3 separate regions of the Mus musculus genome follow, and all the other regions are linked to region 1. Evidence: chromatin loops called from intact Hi-C (ENCODE). Cell type or tissue: gastrocnemius. All regions are shown on one strand. Links, peaks and the distances in the headings refer to the core of each region. The heading gives the core; the rest is flanking DNA.

What was found. A loop is a pair of places that touch in the nucleus more often than their neighbours do. Peaks named below come from ENCODE experiments on the same cell type or tissue, not always from the same donor. Only the 100,000 strongest peaks of a DNase experiment are listed, where the experiment ranks them.
Region 2: it touches region 1 in a loop (7-fold over the local background); 38 of 42 quality-filtered maps call a loop at or near these places.
Region 3: a loop joins it to region 1, with 2.8 times the contacts of the local background. A loop is called at or near these places in 9 of 42 quality-filtered maps.

What each region holds. Positions count from the first base shown.
Region 1 is chr5:134,336,574-134,347,385 of GRCm38, forward strand. No RefSeq gene overlaps it. Among named protein-coding and RNA genes, the nearest start is that of Gm46925, 6.5 kb to the right of the region's middle. In gastrocnemius, for the core only: CTCF peaks have their summits at 4,948, 6,605 (motif pointing left) and 9,069 (motif pointing right); a DNase peak (open chromatin) is centred at 9,082; H3K4me3 peaks cover 776 bases.
Region 2 is chr5:134,173,258-134,184,069 of GRCm38, forward strand. It overlaps Rcc1l (reculator of chromosome condensation 1 like), which reads right to left and starts at 3,510. Exons shown (of 11, transcript NM_033572.2): 1 at 3,143-3,510. The coding sequence starts at 3,457. Gtf2ird2 (GTF2I repeat domain containing 2) reads left to right here and starts at 10,781. Exons shown (of 16, transcript NM_053266.1): 1 at 10,781-10,812. In gastrocnemius, for the core only: a CTCF peak has its summit at 6,772 (motif pointing right); DNase peaks (open chromatin) are centred at 2,638, 3,152, 3,487 and 6,785; H3K4me3 peaks cover 2,355 bases; H3K27ac peaks cover 3,661 bases.
Region 3 is chr5:134,223,586-134,234,149 of GRCm38, forward strand. Ncf1 (neutrophil cytosolic factor 1) reads right to left here and starts at 6,040. Exons shown (of 11, transcript NM_010876.4): 1 at 5,911-6,040; 2 at 4,490-4,570; 3 at 3,865-3,940; 4 at 3,564-3,729; 5 at 3,000-3,055; 6 at 2,090-2,212; 7 at 1,651-1,758. The coding sequence starts at 5,982. LOC115490142 (a long non-coding RNA gene) reads left to right here. Exons shown (of 3, transcript XR_003955803.1): 3 at 1-664. In gastrocnemius, for the core only: a CTCF peak has its summit at 4,180 (motif pointing right); no DNase peak of the experiment used is centred there; H3K4me3 peaks cover 2,414 bases; H3K27ac peaks cover 1,410 bases.

The DNA.
Region 1 (10,812 bases), core at 1,311-9,310:
AAAATGAAAAGTTTTGTGGGGAATCTCTCGCACAATGTTGTGAATGTTTTTTGTTTTTGTTGTTTGTTTTTTCGAGAAAGGGTTTCTCTGTATAGCCTTGGCTGTCCTGGAACTCACTTTGTAGACCAGGCTGGCCTCGAACTCAGAAATCCACCTGCCTCTGCCTCCCAAGTGCTGGGATTAATTGTGAATGTTTTAAACACCCCACTTTTCTTTCTTTCTTTGGTACCTGGGTGGAACCCAGGGCTCCCACTGAGTTACAGCTCCAGCCCACACACTTAAAGGTAAAGAGCCATGCTTGGAAGTGGGTAAGATGGGGGCTGGGAGGTGGCACAGTCAGGAAAGCAGGTTCCGCATAAATATGAGTGTAGCTGCCTGCGGCCACACTAACTGGGTTCATGAATGGGAGGCCGGAGCTGTATAGGAGAGAATGGCGAGAAGTAATGAGACCAAGACAGATTTCCAATCATGGCCCAAAGTTTACTAAGAGTCTGCTCTTATAAAGGGGGGAGGCCCATCCCCTGCCACCCCAGGCTTCTTGATGCTTTGTTGCTAAGTTGTTAGCACTAGTCTGTCAGAGCTGTTAGCATTAGGTCGCCAAGTCCACAGGTTGTCCGCTATCTCAGGAATTTCTCAGGAAGACAGGTTCAGTCTCTCAGCAGGTAGCAGCTTCTTGGAGAAGAGCAGCAGCAGGTGACAGAACAATAAAGCCATCTAGGTCAGAAGGCTCCACCCCAGGTGGTCTCATTCACAGTGGCAGCAAGGTCTGGGCTAGCCTACTCAAGGCTGGGGAAGGCTACATGAGAGGACCAGAGTTCAAGTCCTGGCACCCATGTGAAAGCTCTGTGTGTGTGTGTGTGTGTGTTGTTCCTACAGTGGAGTGGAGAGGGAGCAGAGACCCTCACTCACACATCCGAACATGCATACACCCCCCCCACACACACACACACTATACAAACTAAAGATGTGGGAGTTTCTGGTTGGTTGATTGACTGGTTTTTTTTGTTTGTTTTTGTTTGTTTGTTTTGAGACAGGGCTTCTCTGTGGAGCCCTGGCTATGTAAAGATTTTTTGTTTGTTTGTTTGTTTTCGAGACAGGGTTTCTCTGTGTAACCCTGGCTGTCCTGGAACTCACTCTGTAGACCAGGCTGGCCTCGAACTCAGAAATCCGCCTGCCTCTGCCTCCCGAGTGCTGGGATTAAAGGAGTGTGCCACCATTGCCCGGCTGTAAAGATGTTTTTAAAGTGGTTGAGATGGGCTGTCAGTGTAGCAGTGGTAGATCACACTTGAGGTCTTCATAAAAGGAAGAATATATGGTAAAAAATGATCATGTTTAGGCTAAGGATGGATGTAGTTCACAGAACCAGGGCTGTTATCAAGAACTTGAGTTCAACTTCCAGTATCTTCCAAAAAAAAAAAAAAAGTGTTGTTTGTTTGTTTGCTTGTTACAAGGTCTCACTATTTAGCCCTAGAATTCATAGAGATTCTCCTGCCTCTGCCTCCCAAGTGCTGGAAAGGCATGTGATACCAGGCCCTACACACACACACACACACACACACACACACACACACACACAATTTAATTTGAAAAAGGACCTGCAAAATGACCTAATAGTTAAAGGGATTTGCCATTTAAGTCTCATGATGTGGGTTCATAGCGCCAGAACCCACTGTGGAAGGAGACAAACAGCTCCTGAAGATTGTCTTCTGACCTTCATGTATGTACCATGGCACACTTGTATGTTCTCACTCTCCCTCTTACATGCACACACACATGCGCGAGCACGCGCATGCACTAAATAAACATTAATTTTAAAAGGTGTAAAGTTGGGAGGAGGTGTTATACGCCTTTAATCTCAACACTTAGGAGGTAGAGGCAGGTGAAACTCTGTGAGTTCGAGACCAACCTGGTCTATAGAGAGCAGTCTAGGACAGTAGGGCTGCATAGAGAAACCCCGTGTAGAAAAACAGAAAAACAAAACAACAACAGAACCCTTACAGCTCTTTCAGAGGACCCAGGTTTGCTTCCCAGCACGCGCATGGCACAACACATGCACGTGGCACACAGGATACTCATACACACAGAATAATAAGAAAATGAATCTAAAGATTAAGAAAAAAACCAGGCAGTTCCATTTTTTAAAATTAAAATAAAAGTGCAGGAAAGCAGCAGCCCAGAGTATAACTGTTATTTTTGGCACCACTTTAGGGCAGAGACACACAAGACAGAAGGGAGCTAGGGCAGTCACGTCCCTGAGGAGTCACCTCGGTGACTTCTGTTGCAGAGGTACGGATTTCAGGAATGCCTTAATTATATTAAATTAAAGACCTAGCAAATTATAGCTCACCAGCAAACCACTTTCAATGTTGAGTCAGTCTGCAAAGAGGCAGGCTTGAAGGGATGCCATGGGGCCAGCGAGCTGGCTCATCGGATAAAAGTGCTTGCTGCCAAGGCTGGGGACTGTGAGTTCAAACCCCTCAACTCACATGCTCAAAAGAGAGACTCGACTCCTGGAGGTTGTCCTCTGATCTCTACACCAGCGCTAAGACATGTGTGCCTCTGCCCAATAAATAAACGCAAAGGCTCCTGTGAAACACTATCTTCCCCGTTGGTTCGAGACGGGGTTCTCTATGAGGCTTTGACTGTCCTGGAACTCACCCTGTAGATTAAGCTGGCCTCGAACTCACAGAGCTCTGCCTGCCTCTGCCTCCTGAGTGCTGGGACAAAGACGGTGCTCCACCATCACTACACAGCTGCTATGAAGTCTTTTTTTTTTTTTTTTTTTAATAAAATGAATTTTATTTGAGGGCATGAGAAGAGGGGATGAGAAGGGATTGTGGGAAAGACAGGGGACAGAGAGGGACAGAAAGAGAGGGAAGAGAGGAAGAAGGGAAAAGACCGACTGGGAACACATGAAGAGAGAGAAAGGGGGGCAAAAGAGAGAGAGAGAGAGAGGCCAGAGAGTGCTCTATGGAATCTTACTAATGAAGCCCAACAGTCAGGCGGTTGAGGAGGAGGTAGGTATACAGGTGTGTAAAGCCAGTCTGAGCTACACAGTGAATGCCAGACTCCCTGGGCTGTAGTGCAAGCCTCTGTCTCGAGAAGCAGTCCAGAGCTGGTGAGATGGTTCATCCAGTGAAGAGCTCGCAGAAAAGCCTGCGAGTCTGAGTCTGAGACCCAAGACGATAGGAAAGATCTGACTCCTGAAGTTGACACCTATGATCTTCACTTCCCACATGCATACTGTGGCAGGTACGTGCACACACACATGCACACAAACCCACATACACACATATGCACACATACACACACACACACACACACACACACACACACACACATTTAAAAACAGAGCTAAACTGGGCATGGTGGTGCACGCCTTTAATCCCAGCACTCGGGAGGCAGAGGCAGCAGGATTTCTGAGTTCCAGGACAGCCAGATCTATACAGAGAAACCCTGTCTCGGAAAAACGAAGAAAAAACCAAACAGAGCTAGGCTTGGCTGTACCTGGTATCCTAGCACTCAGCAGATGGAGACCAGAGGGTCAGAAGTTCAAGGTCACTCTTGGCTATATGAGACCTTGTTGCAAAACAAAACTGCTTAGAAAGTTCAGGTGACAACCTTACCTAGTCAGAGGGGAGCCCCTGCACAGCTGTTTAATCTTCCCAGCCCTTGACTCTCAGGCTGAAACCCTTCTCCAGTGTCAGGGCCACCCACTCTGTATTTGGTTCTCTGTCTCAATCCTGTAAGGCTGGCCATTTGCTGATTGGTTTCCTCCCTGTGTAAGCGGAGATGAGTATCAATCCGAAGACAATAGAGACAAGGGAAGGAGGGATGGCTCCGAGGGTAAAGGCGATTGCTGCCAAGTCTGGCGACCTTTGGTCGAACCCCAGGAGCCCACATGGTGGAAGGAGAGAGTCAACTCATGCAAGTTGTCTTCTGACTTCCACATGCATGCCACATGACATGCACAGACACGACGGCATGCGAGGGCACACACGAAAAATGTATGTGGCACTAAATAATAAATTACTGGAAAAAAAAAAGAAATCAGGACAGCCAGCCTGAAAGAGGAAAATAGGACAAACTTCATCAGTCCCAAAGCATGAAACGCTTTCAGGAGATAATACCACACCCAGCTTGCTTCATTTTATTCAACAGGGCAGCAAATACAACAGTCTTCCCAGTAGTGGGAATAGGAGTTGAATTTTTAACTTAGAAATGACCCAAGAGGGGCTGGTGAGAAGGCTCAGGGGGTAAGAGCACTCACTGACTGCTCTTCCGAAGGTCCTGAGTTCAAATCCCAGCAATCACATGGTGGCTCACAACAACCCGTAATGAGACCTGACGCCCTCTTCTGGTGTGTCTGAAGACAGTAACAGTGTACGTATTTATAATAATAAATAAATCCTAAAAAAAAAAAAAAAAAAAGAAAAGAAAGGAAACAAACCTTCTCTGTGTTGTGTGCACCTAACTTGTGAGAGACAGAGGCCAATGTTCCCGGGCCTTCCTTTATCAGTTTTTAACATCTATTTACTTGTTTGTGTGTTGGGGCAGGTGTGTATATCATGGTGCACATGCGGAGATCAGAGGACAGCCCATGAGAACTGGTTCTTTCCCTCCACCATGCGGGTCCAAGAGATCTAACCCAGCTCATGGGACCAGGCAGCAAGCGCATTCGCCCACCTATCCATCTCCACAGCCCATACAAATTACCCTCAGACACAGGGTTCCATGTAGCCCTGGCGATGACTTTCAACTTCACGCCGAGATTACAGACGTACATCACCGCGTCTGTCCAGTTTCAATACTTTTAAATGATAGGTATTATTTCAAGGCAGGCAAAGTTGATGTGTGTAAAAACAACCTTAGTTGCCAGAAAAAAATAATTAAAAATTTGAGTAAATCAATTTTCCATGTACATGAAGAACTGCTGCCACCCCATGGAGACTCTGTATAAACGCACACTTTGGGCACGTGGGCTTCTCTAGTGACCTCTGATTAAAACCACCATAGCAGACATCTCAGTTCTGAGATGAGGGCGTTCGACTCCCTGGAGCTGGAGTTCCGATGTAGATACTGGGGACAAAACCTGATCTTCAGTAAGAACAGTAAGTGCTCTTAACTGTTGAGGCCTCTCTCCAGCTCCACCAATAATTTTTTTTTTTTAATTAAAAATAAGCAGCCAGGAGTGGAGGCTCATGCCTTTAATCCCAGCACTTGGGAGGCAGAGGCTGGAGGATCTCTGAGTTCCAGGACATCCTGGTCTACAGAGTGAGTTCTAGGACAGCCATGGCTACATACTGGGACCCTGCCTGGGGGCGTGGCTCAAAGCGGTACACTATTGTCTTGCAAGCTTGGGGCTTGAATTTGATCCCCAGTGCCAATGTCAAAAGCAAGGAGTGGTGACATGTGGTCGTAACCCAGGGTTGGATAGGTGACAGTGGTAGTGTCCCTGGGACTCCTAGGTTAGCCCCAGGTCAGTGAGACACCCGGGTCAAAAACTACTACAAGCAAGTTGGTGAGGTTGCTCCCCTTTAATCGCAGCACTCAGAAGGCAGAGGCAGGCCAATCTCTGTGTGTTCGAATTACAGGACAGCATGGGCAACACAGAGAAAGTTTCTCGAAAAACCAAACCAAACAAACCAATCAACCAACCACTAAAGCAAGGGATGGAAAGATGGCTCAGTGGTTAAACACAATTCCTGCCCATATAGAAGACCAGAGTTCATTTCCCGGAACCTACAACAGATGGCTCACAACCTCCTCTAACTCTAGCGGTAGGGGATTCAAAGCCCTCTTTAGACTTCTTTGGGCATGTATGAGAAAGGGCATACCCACAAATGCACAAATAAATAGCAAGCACAAATCTACAAACAAAACCTAACAAACAAGATAGATGACTGCAGAGGAAGGACACAGAAGGATAACCTCAAACCTCCACACCCACACGTGTATGCGTGCGAACCCACCCCCCCACAAACACACACATATACATATGCACGCAAACACACCACACCCACATTGTAGCTGATGATGCGCTTGGCCTGTCTTGTGTCAGCCGATCTTGGCGCCCCCTCCCCTGTGTGGGGGTTGCTCTGCAGCCTGGGACTGGGTGGCAATGGTCTCTCACGTTCCAGCCTCTCTGCTCCTATTTCCTCTTCCTCAGCCAGAGCTTTCCTGTCTGCTGACTGTGCAGCTTCCTCCACCATCCCTCAGCGTCTCAGAGCCAGAGCCTGAACTGCTTCAACTCCGCCCGGGCAGGGCTTGAGGCTCTGCACTGAAATATTTGAGCAGCGAAGCAAGGTCCTGGGGAATCATGGGAGGAAAATTTTCAGAATTTCGTGTGGTTGCTTTGCTTTCTTCTGCCTCTTCCCTGGCACCATTCAAAAGTGGGGGGAGGGGCTTCCTCTTCCTCCTTCCCAAACCCCTAGTTGAATTATGTATTAGAAGGGTGCGTGCAGGGCTGGAGAGATGGCTCAGTGGTTAAGAACACCGACTGCTCTTCCAGGGGTCCCGAGTTCAATTCCCAGCAACCCCATGGTGGCTCACAGCCATCTGTAATGGGATCCGATGCCCTCTTCTGGTGCGTCTGAAGACAGCCACAGTGAACTCATATACATAAAATAAATAAATTCTTCCTGTTAAAATATGTGTGTGTGCGTGCGTGCCCGCGCGTTTTACTTACTTCTGTGTTTTCTTTGTTTGTGGACCTAAAAGGAAAACTTGCAAGAGTCAGTTCTCTCTCTACCACACGGCTCCCAGGGATCAAACTCCGGACTCCAGCATCTACAGTAAGCACCTTTATCCAACAACCCATCTCATTTTTTAATATAATATTTTGGGGGGGAGGGGGAGGGGATGGGGGGACTTTTGGGATAGCATTTGAAATGTAAATGAAGAAAATACCTAATTAAAAAACAAAAAACAAGCCAGGCGTGGTGGCGCACACCTTTAATCCCAGCACTCCGGAGGCAGAGGCAGGTGGATTTCTGAGTTCGAGGCCAGCCTGGTCTACAGAGTGAGTTCCAGGACAGCCAGGGCTACACAGAGAAACCCTGTCTAGAAAAACCAAAAAAAAAAAAAAAAAAAAAAAAAAAAAAAAAAACCCAGAAAACCAAAATATATTTTGGGGGGAGGGTTGAGATAGGATCTCTCTCTCTCTCTTTCTCTCTTTCTCTCTCGGCTTTTTTTTTTTTTTTTTTTTTTTGAGACAGGGTTTCTCTGTATAGCCCTGGCTGTTCTGAAACTCACTCTTAGACCAGGCTGGCCTCGAACTCAGAAATCCACCTGCCTCTGCCTTCCAAGTGCTGGGACTACAGGCATGTACCACCACTGCCTGGCATTAACTGAAAAAAATTTTTAATTTTTATTTCTTTTAGGTGTATGAGTGTTTTGCTTGCTTGCAGGTATGTGTACCACATACATGCCTGGTACCAGGGGAGGTCAGAGGTCAGAGAGGGCATCAGATTCCCTGATCTAAGAATTATGGATGGTTGTGATCAACCACGTGGGTACTGAGAGCTGAACCTGGGTCCTTTTCGTCAACAACAAGCACTCTTAACTGCTGAGCCATCTCGCCAATCCCTTACTCCCTTTTTTATTTAACTTTTATTTTTCTGAGGCTGGCTTCACTCTATGGAGCCATGGCCAGTCTGGAATCTGCCACGTAGGGCTTGCTCCTCTTGAGCTGATACGGATCCAGTTGTCTCCGCCTCCCGAGGGTGGGATTACCAGCATGCACCTCCCAGCTCTGCTTCCCTTCTTTGCCTTTATTGTTAGAATGTTTTTATATTATTCTCTATGCAGTATCCATATGTTGTATGTATGTGTTCATGGTGCACATACGGAGGTCACAGGACACCTCAAAAAGAGTTGGTTTTCTTTCTGCTATGTGGATCCGGGGGATTCATTTCAGGTTATGAGACTTGATAGCAAGCACTGTCACAAGCCGGAACATCTAACTGGCCCCTGAAATCGTTGTTTTTTTTTTATTTTTTTATTTTTTTTTTTTCGAGACAGGGTTTCTCTGTGTAGCCCTGGCTGTCCTGGAACTCACTTTGTAGACCAGGCTGGCCTCGAACTCAGAAATCCACCTGCCTCTGCCTCCCGAGTGCTGGGATTAAAGGTGTGAGCCACCACGCCCGGCTTATTTTTAATTTTATTTTATTTTGCTTTTGAGACAGGGCCTTACTGTGTCATCTTGGCTGGTCTTAAACTCACAGAGATCTACTTGCCTCTGCCTCTGTCATGCCCAAGTCATTAAATCCCAGATCAGAATTCCTACCAAGAGTGAGTTGTTAGCCAGGCTAGCCAGGCTTAGTGACACAGGCCTGTCCCTATTTTTATTTATTTTTGCTGTTTTTTTTGAGACAGGTCTCAGGTAGCCCAGGCTGGCCTCAAACTCCACAAAGCTGACCTTTAGTTCCCAATCTTTCTACTTCTACCTTCCTAGTAGTGGGTTAACAGTCATGGACCAACCCAGCACTTCTGTAGGGATGTCTGCTCCAAGCCCTGGGAGGGGATGAAGCCTGCTTCCTTCCTGAGCTGGTAAGTGGCAGACTTGCAGGAGAAAGATCTCCCACATCAACAGTGTCTCTACCATCCGGACAGACAGAATTCTTTTTTTTTTTTTTTTTTTTTTGGTTTTTCTAGACAGGGTTTCTCTGTATAGCCCTGGCTGTCCTGGAACTCACTTTGTAGACCAGGTTGGCCTCGAACTCAGAAATCTGCCTGCCTCTGCCTCCCGAGTGCTGGGATTAAAGGCGTGTGCCACCACTGCCCGGCCTCTACTTCCTTTTGTTTTTATTCACATGTACCTGTCTGCATGTGTGTGTACATGTGTGCAGATGTAGGGAGGAGGCCAGAAGAAGGTGTTGGGTCCCAAGGTGTTTGTGAATCACCTGATGTGGGAGCTGAGAATAGAACTCGGGTCCTCTACATGAGCAGCAAGGGCGCTTAATCTCTGAGTCATCTCTCCAGGCCCTCAACTCCACTTCGTACAAGGAATCATCTACTACAGAGCCTTGCCCCGCTCTGTGCCAGCCATTGCTAAGAGCCCTGTACAGACAGGCTGCCGACAGGTGGCGCTGTTGGAGGCACGGCTCTATCTGGTGGTGGGTGGTATTGTCAGACAAATGAGCCCGCTAAGCATTCTCCTGTGTGTGTGTGTGTGTGTGTGTGTGTGTGTGTGTGTGTGTGTGTGAATCATTTACATATGTGTTTGCGGAGGCCTGAAGTTGATGAATGGTGCCTTCCCTTATCTCTGCTTACTTTATTTACTGAGGCAAAGACTCTTGTGGAACCTGGAATTTGTTAATTCTGGTTAATCTAGTTACCTAGTTTGCCCCAGGTGTGACTTGTCTCTGCCTCTCCAGTGCTTTGATTATAGTCAGGCTGCCTTGCCAATCCTGCTTTTATTTTGGTGCTGGGGATCCAAATGCAGGTCTCAGGCTTATAAGCATTTCCAGGTCCTGGTCTTGCTTCTTGTTCTGTCTCTTCTTCCTTCCTTCCTGTGGGAAGCCACATGTGCTGTTGCAGGGTGGCGCTGGCTACCGCTGGCCACCACGCATACATAGGCAGTAAAGTTTTTTTTGCCAAGATGAGGTTTTGAGAATTAACCAAAATTAACCAATCAGATGAGAGACAAGTTAACCAATCAGATGTAGGCATGCAAATAAGGTGGTAAGCATAACCCATGCATAACCAATCCAGGTGTGAGACACGCCTCTCCTAGGCCTATATAAGCAGCACCATTTCTGGGCTTGGGGTCACTTCGCCTCTGCAATCAAGCTCTCCCAATAAACGTGTGTGGAAGGATCCTGTTGCAGCGTCGTTCTTGCTGGCGAATCGGGGCACGCGCAAGACCTTCCTTCCTTCCTTCCTTCTTTCTTTCTTTCTTTCTTTCTTCCATTTTTGAGACAGGTTTCTCCATGTAGCTCCACTGTAACATTCTGTAGACCAGGCTGGACTCGGACCCACAGAGATCCACCTGCCTCTGCCTCTGCCTCTGCCTCTGAAGTGCTGGGTTTAAAGGCGTGTGCCACCACTGCCTGGTTGTTTGCTTGTTTTAAAGATTTATTTATTTTATTGATGTAGCTGTCCTAAGACACACCAGAATCCCATTCTGCTGCTCTGCTCAGTTATAGGCTGTTGGCATCTTTATTCAACCAACAGTTTTAAATAAAGGAGCAAGGTCATAGAGCATCACTTGATGTATGTGAGGATTTTCTGTTCCCTAGTTAAGGATTTATTGCTGTGAACCGACACCATGACCAAGGTAACTCTTATAAAGAACAACATTTAATTGGGGCTGGCTTACAGGTTCAGAGGTTCAGTCCATTATCATCAAGGTGGGAACATGGCAGCATCCAGGCAGACCTAAGGCTGGAGGAGCTGAGAGTTTCACTTCTTCCGAAGGTAGCTAGGAGAAGATTGGCTTTCAGGCAGTTAGGTTGAAGGTCTTAAAGCCCATGCCCGCAGTGACACATCTACTCCAACAAGGTTATACCTTCTAATAGTGCCACTCCCTGGGCCAAGCATTTCAAACCATCACAGGGAGAGATAGCTCAGCAGTTAAGAGCACTGACTGCTCTTCCAGAGGTCCCAAGTTCAATTCCCAGCAACCACATGGTGGCTCATGACCATTTATAATGTGATCTGCTGCCCTCTTCTGGCCTGCAGGTGTACATGCACATAGAGCATCTATACATAAATACGTATTTAAATAAATAAGGTGTCATGGTTAATCTTATCAACTTGATGGGATTTAGAATCACCAAGTCTGTCTGGATTAGGTTAACTGAAGTGAGA
Region 2 (10,812 bases), core at 1,978-9,977, 160 kb before region 1:
GTACCACTCTTCATACTCCTCCTCCTTAGCCTCCTAACTGCTGCCATTATAGACCTGTGCTACAACTGACCAGGAACACTCATTCTAGCTATTTCTAACACACATGCATGCAGGTGCCCTCTGAGGCCAGGAGAGGGCGCTCGATTCCCTGGAGCTGGAGGTACAGTCCTTGCATGTGCAGAGGCCAGACTGTCACTGTTAGCCACCCCACTGGGCCCTGAGACAGAAACTCGGGTGCCCTCCAGTTGTTAACTGCTAAACCATCTCCCCAGCTTTTCCTAGATAAACGTGTTATTACAATCTGTTGATGTTTTATTGACTCATGTCATTTAAAAGTGCCATGTCCCTCTTTTTTCCTTGTGACAGTTTTCCTTCTAAGATTCATACAAGGCATGTATACCACCATCCTTCTGCTCAAAACACTTCAACTAACTTTCTTTCTTTCTTTCTTTCTTCCTTTCTCTTTTTCTTTCTTTTTGGGTTTTTTCTCGAGACAGGGTTTTTGTGTATAGTCCTAGTTGACCTGGAACTAGCTCTGTAGATCAGGCTGGCTTGGAACCCACAGAGATCTGCCTGCCTCTGCCTCCTGCCTCCTGCCTCCACCTCTGCTGGGATTGAAGGCATGCGCCACCACACCTTGCAGCACTGCAATTTTCTAGCCTCCTAGAGCCACCGTCCTTCTGGCTCGGCTTGAGAGCCACGGAGATGACCTACATGGGAGGCTGAAGCTAACTGGACGGCATGAGAGGAAGCAGGAAAGATTCGGGTTCAAGTCCCAGCCCGTGGCTGCTTACAACTGTCTGTAGCTCCAGCTCCACAGGATAGCATGCCCTCTTCTTCTGACCTATGTGGGCATCAGGCATGCAAGTGATGCACAGACAAGCATACAGCAACGGACAGACAAACAGACATACACAGAGAGAGACAGACAGACCGACCCCTATAGGTCTAAAAATTATGCCCAGCACACTAAGATTATTCTCATGTTTAGTGATGCCTGTTTATTTAATACTCAACAATCATTTGATGGGCACACGGTGCCATTTATTCTGTTCATGTGTGAGAAGCTTTGAGCAGTATCTAACAGTGTCCCCTAACACTGACATTATAATGTACCAGGAGGGGGCTTCCAGCCACAGTCTACGGAGAGGTTCCTGAATGTCTTCCCCACAAGCAAGAATTAGATAAGACCGGGTCTGGTGTCTCACACCTGCAATGCCAGCAGGCAGCAGGATTCTAAAGCAGGGAGATCACAAGTTTAAAGTCGCTCTGGACCACACACTGAGATTAAGGCCAACATGGGTTACGTATAAACTCCCTGTCTCAAAACACAAAATTTTAAAAGAGTTAGCTCTTACTAATCCAATTTCACACTATAATGAAAGTTCCACCCCATTAAACCAAGCAAGGAAAAGAAAATAAGCACCCAATTAGAAACAAGTCCATAAAACTACCTCTATTCACAGGCAACCCAGACATAAAAAACACTAAGAAATACACAAAAGTCTGTAAGAACAGGGGCTGGGGCCAGGTTGGTGGCTTTAATCCCAGCACTCAAGAGGCAGAGGTGGGTGGACCTCTGTCAGTTACAAGGCCAGCTTGGTCTACCAAGCTAGTTCCAGGACCATCAGAACTATGTATAGGAAGACCCAGTCTTGAAAAACCAAACTAAAAAACAAACAAAAAGGACCAAGAGCTGGAGAGATGGCTTACAGCCTTCCGTAGTTCCTGATCTACAGGCTCTCACAGCCTCTTCTGGCCCCCATGGGCTCCAGGCACACAAATGATACAGACATGTTGCAGGCAGGCAAAATGCCATAGGCATAAAAAATATTTTTAATGTATAGACCCACTTAACAACTGCAGCAAAGTTGCAAAGTAGAAGATACACACATCAGAAAAAATAAATTAAAAAACTGTAGGGCTTGGCAGTATAGCTCAGTGGTAGAACACTTGCCTTTAACAATGTGACACAATCCTGGGTTTGACTCCCACCATCACAAACCACACTTCTATAAAGTATAAATAAATACTTTTTATTGCTACCAAAAGAAAGGGTGAGTGGGTGCTTGTTTGTTTGTTTCCAACTAAAGATGTTAACACAACCAGGTAGCTAGAAGCAAAAAGACCTCTGTATAGAAAAGAGAACTGGGAGGGAGAAAGTAGCTCAGTGGACACAGTGCTTGTAGGGCAAAAACCCTTGGGTTCCCCGTCCCCAGCACCACTTAAACCAGAAACGGTTGCACACGGCTATAATAACAGCATTTCGAGGGTAAAGACAGGGTCTCACTGTGTAGCCCAAGCTAGAGTACAACTTGTGGCAATCCTCTTGTCTCAACCGTCCAGTCCAAGTCCTGGGACTACAGATGTGAGCCACCACGGCTGCCGGGCTGAGCCCTTTTGAAAAGTGAGCCTCTTCCCCGCCCCCCCTTTTTGACAGGGTTTCTCTGTGTACCCCTGGCTGTCCTGGAACTCTGTAGACCAGGCTGGCCTCGAACTCAGAAATTAGCCTGCCTCCGCCTCCAAGTGCTGGGATTAAAGGCGTGAGCCACCTTAGAAGCTCCATGGGCAACCTCCTATTTCCCCTCTAACCGCTCAGATGAGCATCTCCTTTTCCGGCTGCCCATCACTGACTCTAGCCGACACACCTCCGACCTGTGGAATGTCCCGTCCCTCAAGGGAGCTGTCTAGTCTAAGTTACAAATACCACCATTTACACCCAGCTGTGGGGCCCTGGACCTTACTTGACCTCTCTGCTACTCCCTTTCATCCTCTGTAACTGGGAGGTGACAGCTCCGGCCTTTTGGGGGGGGGGGGGGCCTGAGCGAATGATCTAAGGGCAGAATCCTTGGTGCGATTGTCAAGCTACGCCAATGGGCAAGAAAGTAAGGGAAGACACCAAACTCTCTCGAGCCACAAGCAAACTGCTAAAAATGCTGAACGAGACCCCAAGATCCACAGACGTGATAAACAGGCTCAGCAGTGAAGGACGGAGCACTGGGAGAAACAGACTTCTCGGCAGCCACCCCTCATGCCTCCCTCTGCAGATCCCGGGATCTCGGAGGTCATTGCTCCCGGAAATCCGGCCACGCGGGGAAGAAAGTTCCCTAAGAGATGCCAGCGAGGATGCCACTGCCCCCACCTTATGATCCAGCTCCAGGCGGTAGGGGACCGGCTGGATCCTGCGTCGGGGCCGCAGGCCGGCGCGCGGTCCAGGCCCCGAGGACGGCACCACGAAGCTGGGCACCCCGAGCGCCCCGGAGAAGCTGAAGCCCCAGACGAAGACGCGATCGGCGCGAGCCGCGCGCTCGCCCACGTACTGAAACACCGGAACGTCCGCCTCGGCCTCGGCCGCTTCTCGCCGGCTCCGCGAACGGCCGGCCGGTGTCCAGTGCTCGCGAGCCGGTGTCGGCCACCTCGGCCGCGGCCCCCGCAGAGCCCGGGCCGCCGCCAACATCCTCCGCGTCACGCCTCAACCGCTTATGGGCGCCGCCATCTTGTGTCACCCTTGACCTCTAGCCTGGCGGAAGTAGATACGGCCATGCTTACTACTGGCTGAAGGCGACGCGCTAAGGGAAAGACAACCATGTTTACTATTGGCAGATGATTACTACTCCAGGAAAGCAAAGACTTGAGAAGGCTATGGCTTCACCGTCTATCCATGAGTAGGGGACTTAAATGAGTGTCAAGCTATTATTTGAAGATGTCTGTGAAGTGTTCTATGATTCTTACTGCCCCTTTTTAAATTCTGTGTGTGTGTGTGTGTGTGTGTGTGTGTGTGTGTGTGTGTTAGTTTTGGTGTGGAGTTACTTAGGTGGAGCTGGGAATTGAACCCAGGTCCTCACACATCCTTAGGGTATAGGTTAACACAGACTACTCTCCCAATTCCAAGAAGTGTTTTGTATAAATACTGAAAGGAGACAGAGGGAACATCCTAGATGCTTATCTCATGGAAGCAAAACTGGGGAAGGTAGCTGGGCACAGTGGTTCACACCTGTAACCCCAACTTTAGGCTGAGGCAGGAATATTGCTGCAAATTGCAAACCACCCTAGAAGAAAGAAAACCTATTAATATATATGGTTTGTTTGTTTGTTTGTTTGTGACAGAATCTCATTATTTAGCCCTAACTGGCCTGGAACTTGCTTTGTTCCTGTAGACCAGGATAACTCAAACCTGCCCCTGCCTCCTGAATGGTGTGTGCCACCATACCCAGCACTGATTGGTTGATTTAGTTTATTTTAGGCGGTTTTATTTCATGCATATGGGTACTTTACCTGCATGTATATCTGTGTACCCTGCGTGTATAGTGTCTGTGGAGGCCTCAGAAGAGGGTGTTAGATTCTCTAGAACTGCAGTTACAGTTGATACCCCACTCCCACACACCCCCATGTGAATGCTAGAATTAGAACTCTGGTCCTCTGGAAGAGTAAACAGTATTTTGTTTTGTTTGTCATTGTTGTTGCACAGTGTTCTTAACTCTTGAGCCCTCTCTCCAGCCCTCTAATTGAATATTTTTCTAAGACAGGGTCTCACTCTGTAACCCAGGCTAGCCTCTACCTCACTACAGTTCTCCTACCCCAGCCTCCCAAGTGATGGGATTACAGACCCATGCCAGTGTGCCAGGTTCAACCCTGATTAAACTACACCTGGCTTCCAGGGGCCCTTCTTACTTCCTTTAGATCTCAATTCCAGCATGAAGGCTACACAGAGAAATTCAGTCCCTGAAATAAAGACTACAGTCCATGGCAGGGCTTCCTAAAAGTTATCCCCTAATACAGAGTGGATCCTTCCCCCCGAACTCCCTTTGCTCATCCTTAGTGTGTATTTCTTGATAAACAGGAACGTACTAATTAGTTTTCCTTCAGATGGGTCTCATGTAGCCCAGGCTGAGCTTGAATTCATTATGTACCCAAGGATGGCCTTGAACTCTTGACCTTTTTGCCTATCTCCAGTGTTCACCACTATGCCAAGTTTACACAGTCCTGGGATGGAACCCAGAGCATCCTGCATGCTAGAAACACACTGTCAACTGAGGTCCATCTGAAGCCCCATACTTCATCCAATGTGTACTTAATCCCAAGACAAGCTCAAGGATATGTTACACACCTAGTCTGTGAAGTGTGGCATCGCTGCGTTCTTACCGCTTTGCCAGGATGTAGCACTGTTTCATAAAGCAAAATCCTCCAATGAGATAAGGGGATACATGGGGGACAAACAGGATGGCTTTAGGGCATAGGTGTGTGCCGCCAAGCCCAAATCCCAGGCAGGACCACCACGTGGGGGCCGAAGGAGAGAACAGACACCTGCAAGTTGTCCTCTGACCTCCGGGCCGATTCAGCATCATGGGCATCTCCCCACACATTCACACAAAATAAATGCAAAGTAAACTAAAAGGTGGGGCACCCAGAAAAGAGCTTTACAGAGCTCTCCGCTACAGTGGGGATGTAAATCACCAAGAAGGCCGGCAGTCAGCTGGCCTATTGCTTTCATGTGATAAGGGACACACCTCCTGTTGTTTAGAATCCAGGCGAAGTCCTTCCCCAAAGGGGATGCTTCACCACAGGATGCGGCTGCAAGATTCATAAGCTTCAGCTTACAGTATCCAGATCAGTCTCAGGTCAGGTCTCAGGAGAGCAGAGCATGGACCAAGAAAGACACTTGATACTCACAAGGAGGGACCTGACTTCCCAGTATAAACTGAAAGCAAAGTCAATCCAACCCCGGAAAGCCAAGGCAAGAAGTGAGGACGTGTGTGTGTCTTACGATATGGACCAAAGCCGGACAGTGGTGGCACAGGTCTTTAATCCCAGCACCGAGGAGGCAGAGGCAGGTGGATCTCTGTAAGTTTGAGGCCAGCCTGGTCTACAGAGTGAGTTCCAGGACTGTGTGCAGCCAGGGCTACACAGAGAAACCCTATCCCATCCCCACTCCCCAAAAAAGATCTGGACTATGGAGGGCAAAATGAAAGAGGATGAAGACGGTTTACGGATGCCAAAGTATCTTTCCTGACTAAACAGTCTGGCAAGGAGCTGGTGTGTGAGTGGAACGATGTCATTAGGTGTTGTCTTAGGGTTTTACTGCTGTGAACAGACACCATGACCAAGGCAAGTCTTATAAAAACAACATTTAATTGGGGCTGGCTTACAGGTTCAGAGGTTCAGTCCATTATCATCAAGGTGGGAGCATGGCAGTATCCAGGCAGGCATGGTGAAGGAGGAACTGTACACCATGCCCGGTGTGTACACCTTTACTCTCACCACTCCAAAGCCAGAGAAAGGCAGATCTCTGAGTTTGAAGCCAGTCTGGTCTACATACCTAGTTCCAGGCCAGTCTGGCTGACATAGTGAAACCCTAGTTCGAAAGATAAAAGTAGCCAAAAAGCTGGGTGTGGTGGCTCACGCCTTTAATCCCAGCACTTGGGAGGCAGAGGCAGGCGGATTTCTGAGTTCTAGGCCAGCCTCGTCTACAAATGACAGCCAGAGCTATACAGAGAAACCCTGTCTCGAAAAACCAAAAAAAAAAAAAGAGTGCTTGCTGCACTTGCATAGGACTCAAATTTGGATCCCAGGTCCCATATCAGGTGACTCACAACCACCTAACAACTCCAGCTTCAGGGATTCTGACATAGACGTCTTGTCTCCAGGGTCCCTTGAACACATGTGGCATTCACTCATACAGATATGCACACATGCATATAAATAAAAGTTTTAAAAAAAAAAAAAACCTTCGAAAATTGCAACCAAGAGGACATCTACAGTGTGAATCATGGCCACTAGGTGGCGATGCTTGCCCATCAATTTGGTTCTTGTTTTGTGACAAGGGACACAACAGTCGAATTCTCCGAATGAGATTTACAATTGTAGTCAGAAGCAGGGAGTGTGGCCCAGTGATAACATGATCACCTAGTATGTGCAAGTTCTTGAGTTCTAGCCAGAGCCCAACAGAAGTAAATGTTTGTGGTTTTTGAAACAGGGTCTAACGTAGCCCGGGCTAGTATTTAATTTGCTGTGTTGTTTGAACTCCTGAATCTCCTGCCTCTGCCTCCTGGGTGCCAGGATTACAGGCAAGCACTACCAAGTCCAGTCTCAATCTTAAAACATAATAAAATATGTTCCATTTATGTATTTGGGGGTGAATGCACATCACAGCGTTACGTGCAGAAGTTAGAAAGCATCTTTAGGGAGTCACTTCTCGCCCTCCACCATGGAGCTTCCAAGGATGGGCTCAAGAATTTCAGACTCAAAAGGCAAGTGCCTTCATCCTCTGGGCCATCTCACCACCCCACAGTTAAAAACTGTTAATAGACTTTTTTTTTCTTTTCTTTTTGAAACAAGACCTGACTGAATGGCCCTGGCTCACCTAGAACTCACTATGTAAAGCAGGCTGGTGTGGAACTCAGAGTTCACCTGTCTTTGCCTCTGAGGTGCTGGGATTGAGGGTGTGTGCCACCCCATGAGGCCAAGCGGATATCTCGTTACCCCAAAATAATTTATTGTCTACCACAAACATAATCTCAGTGTTTGAAATACTATTTAGAATCTATGAGGAAGATGAACATGAACTGAGCAAAAGCCTCTCTTCTCAGCACTTGGAAGGCAGAGGCAGGAGGATCCGTTCATGGTCATCCTTGGCTACATAGTGAGCTTGAGGCCAGCCTGGGCTACAATGAGACCTTGTCTGGAAATAAAACAGGGGAAGGAAAAAAATGAATTCATCCTACAACAAGGCTCCGGAAGCTGTGCCGTATGTTCTCATTTTTATTCAAGGGTGCCTGTTTTGTTCTCTTTTCTTTTCTCACCAAATTGACTTTGCTATGCGTAACATTTACTTCCATGAAAATTTAAAAGTCATCTTGTCAAGTAGCAGTAATAAAATTCCACTGGGTTTTACTATTGAGATTGCATTAAATTCCTGAGTTAATTGAGAGACGCTAACTACTATAGTAGTAGCACTTACAGTCGTAATGGCACTTCACCCTTGAGTTCTCCTGCTCATGAAGGCAGCATTCACCAGTGTCACCACGGGTGCGGGCCACCAGCCTGAGCGGATCCTGCACTCTGCTGGTTGCTAAACACGACCCACTTTTCTTAATTAGCCTCTCTTGCTGATGCTTATGTTTTATGATTGCAATGTGTAGCTTATTTATAACTTTTGAGACAGGGTCTCATTATGCAGCTCTGGCTGACGTGAAGATTGCTGTGTAAATCAGGCTGGCCTTGAACTCACAGAGATCTCCTGCCCCTGCCTCCCGAGTAGTGCTTTTTATTTTATTTTAGGACCTGTGTGCTTGTGTGTGCACATGTCCACATGGAGTCCAGATGGTACCACACACTTGTGTGTGTCCGTTTCCTTCCTCTCTCCCTCCCCTCTTTTCTTTTCCTGTTTGTTTTCAAGGTGGGAGTTTCTCAGTATAGCCCTGGCTATATCTTGGAACTTGCTGTGTAGACCAGGCTGGCTCCAACTCAAGAGATCCACCTGCCTCTGTCTCTCCAGTGCTGAGATTAAAGATGTGTGCCACCACTGCCTGGCTATTTCTTTTTAATAAGTTAGGATATATTTACTCAGATGTGGTAGCTTAAGTCTTTAACCCCAGCACTCAGGAGGCAGTTGGAGGCCAGCCTGGTAAGAAAGAAAGAAAGAAAGAAAGAGAGAGAGAGAGAGAGAGAGAGAGAGAGAGAGAGAGAAGAAAATAAGGAAGGAAGGAAAGGGAGAAAGAGAAAGAAAGAAAGAAAGAAAGAAAGGAAGGAAGGAAGGAAGGAAGGAAGGAAGGAAGGAAGGAAGAGGGGGGAGGGGCAGGGGGTGGTGGAGGGAGGAAAATTCAACCAGCTATTATGGTCGGGGTAGTGTCCTCCCCAGTCCATATATTGAAAACGTGAACCCCAGCTGATTACCCTATTTGGGGTGCTCTGGAAATTTCAGGACCTAGCTGGAGGAAGTGGCTCACTGATGATGTAGCTCTAAGTCTCTTCTTTTTTCTTGCCTTGCCTTTCCTTTCCCTCCTTTCTCCTCCCCCTCTCCCTCCCTCTTCCTTCCTCTGCTTCCTGTCAGGAAATGAAGCAGGCCCTCCAGCACCTGCTCCCATCCCATGGGATCCGAGTATTGTAGGCTGAAACCTGTGACCTTGAGATAGGGAGGAGGAGAAGACTAGGGAGAGGGTGCGCCATGTTGTCCTCCTGAGGCTGGTCATCTCGAGAGTGGAGATTTCAAAACAGACTCTGGCTACACAGATCTCCAGTTCAGAGGACTGGTCTAGACTGAAGACCTGTAAATCCTGTAAATGTTTTGGGGGCCTTTTTTTTTTTGTTTTGTTGTTATTGTTATGCTTTTTGAGACAGGGTTTCTCTGCATATCTTTGGCTATCGAGGAACTTATTCTGTAGACCATGCTGGCCTTGAACTCTGAGATCCCCCTGCCTTTGCCTCCAGAGTGCTGGGATTAATGGCCTGTACTACCACCCAACACGGAAATGTTATTTAATAATCCTAAAACTAAGTAAGTCAAGGACTGAGGGCAGACAGCAGAGCTTGGAGACAGAAAGTAGGAAACGTCATGGCAATCTGAGAGTGGGAAGAAAGGAGATTGAGTGGGAGCCAGAACAGCCACCAAGCACTGTGCCCTAAAAGGCCACATTGCAAGGGTGAGTGACCTGATTTTGACAAGTAGCCAGAGCAAGAGATTTTCAGGCTGGACGAACACCATAGGATCTAGCAATCAGTGACCCACTTGTGACCTGGGAGGAAAGGATTTATTGGAGCCAGCTCAAGAACACGAGCAAATACAAACTATGTCGGAAGCTACACAGCCTTTCCTGATATGAACAAAGTGTTCTCATTTTATTTTGGGACAGGATCTTATATGTAGTCATGGCTGGCCTCAAACTCAGAGAGATTTGCCTATTTCTTCCTTGTGAATGCTAGTATTAATGGCATGTACACCAAGCAACAAATCTTTAAAAGTATTTTTTAAATATTTTATTTTTTTTAAGCGGGTGTGGGTGCATACAGAGGCCAAAGGATTCCAATCCTTTGGAAATGCGAGTTACAGGCACGTGTGCTGTGCTTGACACAGACACTGGTCTTCTGAAAGCACACTTATCAGCTCTTAACAGCTGAGCCACTGCTCCAACCCCCTTTCCAGTATATTTTAAAGCAAACAAACAAATAAAACTGGAACCCTTGTAAAGTGGGGCTGGAGGGATGGCTCCGTGGTTAAGAACACTTGATCAGTTCCCGCATCCATACCGTCTGAAACTCCTGGTCCAGGGGATACTGTGACCTCTTCTGGCCTCCCCGTGGTGCATATAAACAGGGTGGCAAAATACTTACAACAGATGGTGCTTTACGAATAGCTCCCGAGACATGCAGCCACGCAAACACAAGAACATAGAACTGACACAGGCACAAAAATTAGTTTTAAAGGAAATGCAATGTCCTAAAAGGTAGGTGGTGTGATGGCGCACGCCTTTAATCCCAGCACTCGGGAAGCAGAGGCAGTGGACTCTGAGTCCGAGGCCAGCCTGGTCTACAACGCAGGCTAGCCAGGGCTACAAGAAAAACTCTGTCGCGGGGGGTGGGGGGAGTGGGTGCCTGAGTAACACGTGGGGTGACCTCTCCGCTTCCACGTGCACGCACAACCACATTTTAAAATATCTCTATCTATCCAGAACGGCCATGCACATCCAGGGAAGGCGCGAAGCCACGTGCACGCCACGCAGCCCGGCCGGCGGCCTCGCGGAAGCCGTCCTGCAGCGCACCGGAAGTGGCCGTCCCCACCGGGGGTGCTTCGGCCACGCGCGGGAAGCCGACCTTCCT
Region 3 (10,564 bases), core at 1-8,000, 110 kb before region 1:
CTACCACAAGCACACAGCCTCAGTCCCCTCAGAGCTATTCTTTCTGGCTTTCCCTTTCTAAGTTTTTTATTTTATTTATTTCATATGAGTACACAGCAACTGTCTTCAGACACACCAGAAGAGGGCCCCTACGTTTTTTTTTTTAAGATAACATTTTATATACTGTAAGGATAGGACCAAAGGCTTGTAATATGAACTGAACATGCTCTACCACTGAGCCACGCCCCCAGCCCCTCCCTGGGGGATTCTAGGTAGGGGCTCTACCACTGAGCCACGCCCCCAGCTCCTTCCTGGGGGATTCTAGGCAGGGGCTCTACCACTGAGCCACGCCCCCAGCCCCTCACTGGGGGATTCTAGGCAAGGGCTCTACCACTGACCTACACACTCCCAGTGCTAGCATGTGTGTTCATGTGGTGTGTGGGTATGTGTGCATGCACGCTGGGCTTAGTTGGTTTTGCCTAAGCTGTCATCTGGGAAGTGTAGCCTCTATTGAGGTTTTACCAAAATACACCTCCATCAGAATGGGCTGAAAGCAAGTCTGTGGGGGCATTTTCTTGCTTAATAGATATGAGAGGCCTCAGCCCAATGTGGGCACTGCCATCCTGGGCGGGCAGTCCCGGATTGTATAAAAAAGCAGGCTGAGCAAGCCAGTGAGCACTGTTCCTCCATGGCCTCTACTTGAGTTTCTGCCCCCAGTTCCTGCTTTGAGTTGCCTCACTGATGGATCTCTTACCTAGAAGTGTAACATGAAATAAACCCTTTGCTCCCCCAACCTGGTTCTGGTCACGGGGGATTTATCACCCCAATAGAAAGTACAGTAACACGAATACATCCACACCCACACACACATGCACACACATGTACACACACATACATACCACATGCATACACACACAAGTACACACAAGTACACACACCAAAGACACACAAACACACATGCACGCACACATGCATGAACACACGTGTGCACACACACCACAATATTTTTTAACAGGATGTCACTACGTTGCCCAGACTGGGACATGCTCTGCAGTCTGCCTCAGCAGCCTTGGACTGCAGCTCCTCCAGTCTGAGCCTCCTAAATAGCTGAGGTGACAGACATGCCCCACTACATCCAGTGGAATCTCCCAGTCTTTTTCTTTTCTTTTTTTTTTTTCGAGACAGGGTTTTTCTGTATAGTCCTGGCTGTCCTGAAACTCACTCTGTAGACCAGGCTGGCCTCGAACTCAGAAATCCGCCTGCCTCTGCCTCCCAAGTGCTAGGATTAGATTAAAGGCGTGCGCCACCACGCCCAGCTGGAATCTCCAAGTCTTAAAACATAGCCAAAAAATTCTGCTTTCAAACTCAGTGCAGACCATCCAAGCCCTGGAGGTGCCAACTTTACCCTTGGGGGTCCATGTCAATGCCACCTCCAGGAAGCCCTTCTTCCCAGCCTTTGTCAGCTCAGTTTTCTGTTCCCCTCCCCCACCCTGGTACCAGACTCCACATTGCTCACATGGTCCTGGCTGCCTTCTCTGTGCCCCTCTGCTCTGCCTCTTTCCTGACCAACGCCATCACAATCTACCCAGGCCTCCAAGCTGAAAATACTGGGAGAGCCCCCTTTCTCTCCCTCACCCCACACCCGCTATTGCCTCAGAGGGCAGGAAGCACCTGCGTAGTTGGGATCCGGATCCTCCGCCTCGTCGGGACTGTCAAGGGGCTCCAGATAGGATGCAGGGACCCAACCTCGCTTTGTCTTCATCTGGCAAAACCACCAGCCTATGTGGTGGGGGTGGGGGGAGGCACAGAGAAGAAAGTGAGGGTGGCGACTGGCTGCCTTCCTCCTCCACGACAGTGGTGAGGACACCCAGTGCTCACACTCACCAATGTCCCCAAACTCTACACTCAGATCCCACCCCTGAGCACGAGCTCAGAGGACTTTGCTGCGAGCCTGTGGGACAGCGCCCCTTAATGCAATCTAGGCACGGGATAGGTCTGAGATGGAGGCCGGAGGTGACCTGGGCCTCAGCATGAACTCAGAGGCTACATATGCTCCCCCCGCCCCGCCCCGCCAAAAAAAAAATAGACCGGGGTGGGGGGTGGGGCTGACCGCTCTCGCTCTTCTCCACAACGTCCACCACGTCTCCGGTTGCCACGGTCATCTCTGTTCCCGAACTCTTCTCGTAGTCAGCAATGGCCCGATAGGTCTGAAGGATGATGGGGCCTGTGATGTCTGCACAGAGGGAGGGCAGGGTGAATGGACACAGCAGGGAGGGCAGCCCCCCCCCCCCGTGGGGGCACAGCGAGGAAAACATGAGAAGCTACCCAGCTCCAGGCTCATGGGAGTTGTCACACACTGCAAACTGGAGATCAGCCAAGCTCATGATGGCGGATGAGGTTAGCATGCCCCCAGAGTGCCTCTGTGGCTTTTTTTTTTTAAGATTTATTTATTTATTATACATAAGTACACTGTAGCTGTCTTCAGACACTCCAGAAGAGGGGATCAGATCGTGTTAGGATGGTTGTGAGCCACCATGTGGTTGCTGGGATTTGAACTCAGGACTTTTGGAAGAGCAGTCGGTGCTCTTAACTGGGGAGCCATCTCTCCAGCCCAGCCTCTGTGGCTTTCAAATGCATTGTTCTGAGACAGGGTCTCACAGTGTAGGTCTGGCCTGGAACTGACTACGTAGATCAAGTTGGACTGGAATTCATGCAGGCACTAGACTCAAGGCATCATTACACCTGGCCCTGTTTGTCTTTCGAGACAGGGTCTCATGTAGCCCAGGATAGCTTCAAATTCAGTGTATGGAGCCAAAGATAACTTTGAACTCCTGATTCTCCTGCCTTGGACTATGCTGGTGATGACAGCCCCAATCTCCAAGGTGACATGACCCCATAGCCCCTCCTCCTCAGTGTTCTGTCCCCACAACCCCACACTCCAGGTCTTTATGTCCTGTTCACAGTATCTGTGTTCCCCCGCCCCTGGGTTCCCCCGCCCCTGGGCACCTCTAGCCTCTTACCAGCTACGTTATTCTTGCCATCTTTGGGCACCAGGTATGTCTCAGGCTTCTTCGCCCTGGAGAAAGAACAGGCCAGAAGGGAGGGTTTCAGGTTACACCGGCAGGAGGACTTTCCAAGAGAAAAAGGAACCAGGGAAAGGAAGGTCACCACAGAGAGAAGGAATCCACTGGCCCAGCCCTGGGAGTGGAGGCAGAGTGGGGACACAGAGTGTCTTACAAATGAGGGGGGTGTCTATGCAGCCATACTTAGGAGGGGGCACACAGAGCAAGCTCAGTGTACTGCAAACCCAAGGGAGATGGCAAAGCCAGCCTTCTATGCCAGCAAGATAGAGATGCTTGGCCTGGGAGGGGCTCCCATAAGCTTCCGGGAGAGGGGGTCCCTTCTGACCCCTCTTGAATGCCTCATGGTGACATGGACCTGTGTAGATGCAGTGTTGGCCAGGGCACAGGTTTAGAGCACTGTCTGTCTGTGGGGCAGTCCCTCACCCTCTCTGAACTTGGGGCTCCCTCACGCCCTGTGCATTCTGTCCCCGTCTCCTCCCCCCGGGGGAGGTGGCTACGCACTGGCTGTCAGTGGGCAGTTTCAGGTCATCAGGCCGCACTTTGAAGAAGTCCAGCAGGTGTGGGCAGCGGGAGATCTTCACGGGCAGTCCCATGAGGCCGTTGAAGTATTCAGTGAGAGTGCCCTGGCGACTCTCAGCGGCTCGTTGCCCATCAAACCACCTGGGTGCTGGGTGGGGGAGCCAGAGACCCATGAGCACACTCACACAAGTCCAAAAGTGTGTGGAAAGGGGTTTTAGAGAGCAGAGGAGGAGCAACCCTTGGGGCAGAGGACCCTGCTGAGGGGCTCAAGCCGTGCTCTCACCCGGGAGGTGTGGGATGACTCTGTTCTCTGTGTGGATCTCGCCGGCCTCAATGGGGAACATCTCCTTCAGCATTTTCTAGATAGAAGAAGAAAACCTGGGCTGGGCTCCGTGGCACAGATTGCCTAGTATGCACGCAGTCTTGGGTTCCACCCTGAGCATTGCAGAAATGGGACGTGGGGTGCACACACTCAGGAATTGAGGCAGGAGGATCAGGAGTTCAAAGGCATCCTTGTTGTGTAATGAGTTTGAAGCCAGTCTTAGATACATGAGAAAGAACAAAAGGGGTGCTCGAAAAGATCTAAGTTGGAGCAGTTCATAACACTCACCGGGAGGGGGAGCCATTGGGTCCACAAAAGTCCCATTGAAATATTCTCATTCCCACCCACCCACCCCCTTTGTGTGTGTGTGTGTGTGTGTGTGTGTGTGTGTGTGTGTGTGTGTGTGTGTTATCTCCTCTGTCCCTGTCTCCTTCATTTGTTTATTTTGAGACAGGGTCTCACTATGTAGCCCTCGGAAATCTCTAGGTACCCCAGGCTAATCTGACTTCAGATACATGCTGAGCTTGAGGTCCACAAAGGCAGAGGCAAAGCTGCAGTTCGAATCTGCCCCTCCCCCAACACTCACATGGAACTCGTAGATCTCGGTGAATTTTCTGTAGACCACCTTCTCCGACAGGTCCTGCCACTTAACCAGGAACATGTACACCTGAGGGGCATTAGAGCCGAGAGGGGCACTCAGCACCCACGAGGACCATGCTGTGCCCCTGGGCTGCCTTTTTAGCCTTGGATGGAAGGCTGAGGGGTTGTGGTGAGGCAATCTTTGGGGGTTTTGCTACATTGTGAGACTCTGTCTAAAAATACCCCTGTGATTGTCTCCAGGGGAGGGATGGAGGACATGAAGGAAACACCCAGGGTGACCGCTGTCCCCTCTTCTGGTGTGGCTTTTGGTTGTGGAATGATTCAGAACATTTATATTTAGAGAGGGAGGGAGGAGGGAGGGGAGACTTAGCTCTTAACTGCTGAGGGTCCCAGGTAAACAGCTTACAAGTGCTGGGCGGCACCATCTCTGGCCTGCCTTGGGCCGAGCAGACCCAGTGATAGAGTCTAGATATATGGGCAGATATTCCTCGACCTCATCTCCCCAGGGCAAACGGGAGACATCGTCCCCTACTAGGGATCCAAACTCAGTAACCAATATCATAGAAGAGGAGAGAAAAAAAAGCCACAGTTTCCAGGCCTCGCAGGCTGCCATGCAGGGCCACTCCTGGAGCTGACTAGACAGGGAGGTTTCCTGGTAGGAATGAGCCTTGGTCCTAGGCACTGGACAGAGGGTAAGGTTGAGCTCTGGCATGCTTGGGGGCTCAGTGTGAAGACAGAGAGGGAGGCAGCTGGGACGGTGCACAGGGGTATCTGCTCACCATGGCAGGGTCCTTTGTGAACACCCAAGAGAAGCCTGAAGCCCAAGGATAAGAAAGCCCTGTGCCTGAGAGGTCCCCACGGAGGTATATCTTCCCCTGGTCCCCCTCCCCCTCACATCCTTCCCTTGGTCCCCCTCCCCCTCATAGCCTCCCCTGGACCCCTCCTCCCATATCCTTCCCCTGTTCTCCCTCCCCCCATATCCTTCCCTGGTCCCCCTCCCTCTCACATCCTTCCCTTGGTCCCCCTCCCCCTCATAGCCTCCCCTGGACCCCTCCTCCCCATATCCTTCCCCTGTTCTCCCTCCCCCCATATCCTCCCCTGGTCCCCCCTCCCTCTCACATCCTTCCCCTGGTCTCCCTCTCTCCATATCCTTCCCCTGTTCTCCCTCCCCCCATATCCTCCCCTGATCCCCCTCCCTCTCACATCCTTCCCTTGGTCCCCCTCCCCCTCATATCCTCCCCTGGACCCCTCCCCCCATATCCTCCCCTGGTCCCCCTTCCCCTCACATCCTTCCCTGGTCTCCCTTCCTCTCATCTCCTTCCCTGGTCCAGGTGGTTTTTGGGTAGCAGCAGAGTGATAGCACTGTCCCCACTATGCGCTCCTGCAGGGCACTCTTAGGCTACTCACATAGTGCTGGCTGGGGATGAAGCGCTTCTCGAAGCCCAGCAGGGCAATATGGCGAATGAAGGTGTCCCCCATGGCTGGGCCGTGACAGGGACACTTCTCTCTATAGCCTGGGCTGGGCCTTAAATACACTAAAAAGAAGAAGTGGTTTCTGCTGCTTGTGGGGTAAGGGCGGGGAAGGCCCAGGAGGCTCTTAGACTTAGTCTTTCACTTTCTGAGAATTTTTGAGCTTCAACAGAGTGGTGGGGCAGCCAGGGGCCCTGAAGCACAGAAACCTGTTCTACCGACACCATGGCCCAACCCAGGCACTGGGGCCTCTCTACAGTTCTGAACCACCCCCAACAAACATGGGGCTGGAGAGCTGGTGCAGTGCTTAAGAGCACTGACTGCTCTTCCAGAGGTTCTCAGTTCAATTCCCAGCAATCACATGGTGGCTCACAACCATCTGTAATGGGATCTGATGCCCTCTTCTGGTGTTGTCTGAAGACAGCTACAGCATGCTCAGATTAATAAAATAAATAAATAAATCTTAAAAAAAAAAAAGCTGGGTGTGGTGGCAGGCAGAGGCCGGCAGATTTCTGAGTTCGAGGCCAGCCTGGTCTACAAAGTGAGTTCCAGGACAGCCAGGGCTATACAGAGAAACCCTATCTCAGGAAAAAAAAAAAAGCCTGTGACCCCAGCCCTTGGGAGGTAGAGGCAGGAGAATCAAGGGTTCAAGGCCAGCTTCAGCTATATAATGAGTTTGAAGATAGCCTGGCCTACGTGAGATTGACTTTAGAAGTCCTGTCTTTACAGGACCAGGACTGGACATGGCTCCGCAGATAAAGTCCTTGGCATACAAGCCTGAGGACCTGAGTTCTATCTCTAGAACCTACATTAAAGAAAAGTTTAGGGCCAGCGAGATGGCTCAGTGGGTAAGAGCACTGTCTGCTCTTCTTCTGAAGGTCCTGAGTTCAAATCCCAGCAACCACATGGTGGCTCACAACCATCTGCAATGTATAATAATAAATAAATCTTTGGGCGGAGAAAGCAGGGACTGATGGAGAGAGAAGAGTTATCTGAAGTGAGAGGGTCCGACCTGAGCAAGGGGAGGTCCTAAATTCAATTCCCAACAACCACATGAAGGCTCACAACCATCTGTACAGCTACAGTGTACTCATATACATAAAATAAATACATAAATCTTTTTAAAAAGCCAGGTGTGGTGGCACACACCTTTAATCCCAGCACTTGGGAGGCAGAGGCAGGTGGATTTCTAAGTTCGAGGCCAGCCTGGTCTACAAAGTGAGTTCCAGGACAGTCAGAGCTATACAGAGAAACCCTGTCTCGAAAAACCATTTAAAAAAAAAACTTTTTTAAAAAAATAAAGAAAAGCTCAGAATCCTCTGTGTGTGTGTGTTTGTGTGTGTGTGTAGATGCAGTTATAGGCAGTTGTGAAATAGCAGACATTGATGTTTGGTACTGAAGTTAGATCCCTCTGCAAGAGAGAGAAGCAGTCGCAGCCACGGAGCCCTCCCTTAGCCTGGAAAGTATGTACTTTTTTATTTTTCGTTTTTCCCAGATAGAGTTTCTCTGTGTAGCCCTGTGTCCTGGAACTCACTCTGTAGACCAGGCTGGCCCAAACTCAGAAATGCACCTGCCTCTGCCTCCTGAGTGCTGTAGTTAAAGGCATGTGCCACCACTGCCTAACTTCTGGTGTCTACACTAAATAAGTAGAGTCAGGAGGTCTCTGGGACTCACTGGCCAGCCAGCCTAGTCTCCAGGTGAGTTTTAAGTTAGCAGTAGACCCTGTCTCAGAAACCAAGGAGACTCCGGAGAGATGATGTCTGCACGCAGGTGTAGACATCAGTAGACACCCACATAGGTAAGACAACATCTGACCGTGTACTAGCCCTTCATAGAAGAATTTGACTTCTCAGACAGCTCAGCCTGGAAGGGAACTTGGGAGCCAGCCATGGTGGCAAGTGTCTTTAATTCCAGCAGTGGAGGAGGACTCTAATGTCACCAACACTGGAGGAGAAGAGACAAAAAGCCGCGGTCAGCAGGCCTCTCTTGCAGAGCCTCACCCTGAGCTGACTAGACGGATTTCCTGGGAGGAGTGAGCCTGGGTCCTGGGCTGGACTGATGGTGGTGACTACGGTGGACTGACTATGCAGACAGAGAAGGAAGCAGATGGACAGAGAACATTGTGTATCTCCCTAGTGTGGCAGAGGCAGGCAGATGTGAGTTCCAGGCCAGCCAGAGATATAGTGAAACAGTTTTAAAGGGGGCAGGGCTGCGCCTGGTGATGGTGGTGGCACATGCCTTTAATCCCAGCACTCTGGAGGCTGAGGCAAGCCGGCTCTCTGAGTTAGAGACTAACCTGGTCTACAGGGTGAGTTCCAGGACAGCCTGGGCTACACAGAGAAACCCTGTTTAGAAAAATAAAGTGGCAGGGGCTAGAGAGATGGCTCAGTGGTTAAGAGCACTATCTGCTCTTCCAGAGGTCCTGAGTTCAATTCCCAGCCACCACGTGGTGGCTCACAACCATCTGTAATGGGGATCTGATGCCCTCTTCTGAAGACAGTGACAGTGTACACACATACATGAAATAAATAAATAAATCTTAAAAAAAAAGAAAAGAACTTTAAAGCAGCAGAGGTGGGGTGGGAGGTAAGGCAGTGCCTCTGCCCTCTCCTGTTCCCCAGTGGGTGGCTCAGAAGCTACCAGGTCACCAGGGTCACAGGTCTCAAGACTTCTTCTGTCTACAACCTGACTGGCACAATGCTGTGCCTCCTTATAATGACTCTGGCGAGGACCCAGAGAAAGTGGGTGGGGCCAGGTTATGGTGCAAGTCTGAAGATTCTAAAAGTACAGAGCCTTCTACTTCCGAGCCACGTCTTTAGCCCGTCTCTGGTGTTCCACCCCCGCAAAGTGCTCTACCACCCAGCTACATCACTAACCTTTCTTGTCGTTCTAAGATAAGCTATTCAGGCTACCCTGGAATTCTCAATCTTGCTCTCTCAGTCTCCAGTTGGATGGGGGGGGGGGGTAGGGTGGGGCTATTGATACACCCAGCCCTGAGGGTAAGTTCTACTACAGTAAGGAGCTGAGAACAGTAGTAGACCTGGTAGCCCTGGCTCGCACTCAGGCTGGCTCTCCAATGCTGGCCATTGAAGTCTGGGCCACACTCAGTCCCTAACGGCATGGTCTGGAAAGTCCAGTGAAACTACCAGGCTTGCTGTGCACCTGGCCCGGCAGGCGACAGGCTGTGGAAAGTTCCAAGGGTGACTTGCATCAGGCCCCTTGCACTTCCTTCTCGTCTTGTGGGTGCTTTCGTAATTGCAGACAGTGGGCCTGTCCGGTGGCCTGAGGTCACACACAGCCACCTTCTCACTGCCCTCCTGAGACCTCCCCCTTCTTCCCCTCCCCTCCCCAATGAGAAACAGAGGCAATCTGTGGCTATCTTTTGTTAAGTGTTTCACCTTCCAATGACCTCTATAAACAGGGCCAATTTCCCTTTTATTCTCTTTCTTTCCTGTCAGGGCAAACGATTTATTTTTAGTGCCTGTGAACTATTTATTTTACCTTTTGGTCTTTAGGGATGGTCTCCTGTAGCCCAGGCTGTCCTCCAACTTGAACTCCAGATCCTTCTACCTCTTCTTCCTTCCTGAGTGCTGGCATTAACAAGTGTGTGTGTGCCCCCTTTCGGGCTTTTACACTTTGGAAACTATACTTATTTCTCTGGCGGGGGGTGAGGGTGGGGTGTGAGGGTGGGGTGGAAGTTGTCCTGTGTACCAGGATCAGAGGACAACTTGCAGCAGCAGTCCATTTTTTCCTTTCACCGTCGGGGAACTGGAGTCAGGCAACCGCTGAGCCATCTCCCAGTTCCCCTTTTTTTTTAAGTGTTTTGAGGATGAAGAGTGTTGTTGACAAGCATGTGCTAGGGCATGTACCAGGTCCTCGGTTCAAAACTCCTGAGACAGCTCAGTGTTTGGGCCATGCTCTTCTTGAAGTTCTTACCCACAGTAAATTCCAGGACATTAGAGACCCTTTTTTGACTTCACACGCATGCGAGCATACACACACACACACACACACACACACACACACACACACACACACACAGCGGTGGGGAATAAAAGGGCTAACAAACTTCCTGCCTCCCCCAAAATACAGAGCACAAACAAGCAGAGGAAGCCGTGGGTAAAAGATGTTTTGGGGAGACAGAATTTTTTAACCTTATTGGGTCCACCACTACTCACTTTGTATTATAATGCCATGGCTGTTTAGTGTATAAGCATCTGTCTTCCAGTGTGTTCTTACACTGCGTGCACACCTGGTGCCTTCAGAGGCCAGAGAGGGCACTGAGTCTCCTGGGACTGGAGCCGCCTTCCCTTGCCTCCCAAGTGTTGGGATTAAAGGCTCTGCCACCACTGCACGGCCACATTGTTTATTAATAAAGATTTTTACTTATGTGTGTGTATGCCACCAGTGTGCTTGCACCCATGGAGGCCAAAAAGGGACAACAGATTCCTTGGACCTGGAGCCACAGGCAGGTGCTGGGAACTGAGTCATCTTCCCAGCCTCTCAGGCCCATACCCTTTAATCACTGGCCTTGGAGTGATGTGAATGAATGACTGAACAAATGAATGAATGGGGGGGGGGGCACAATCTC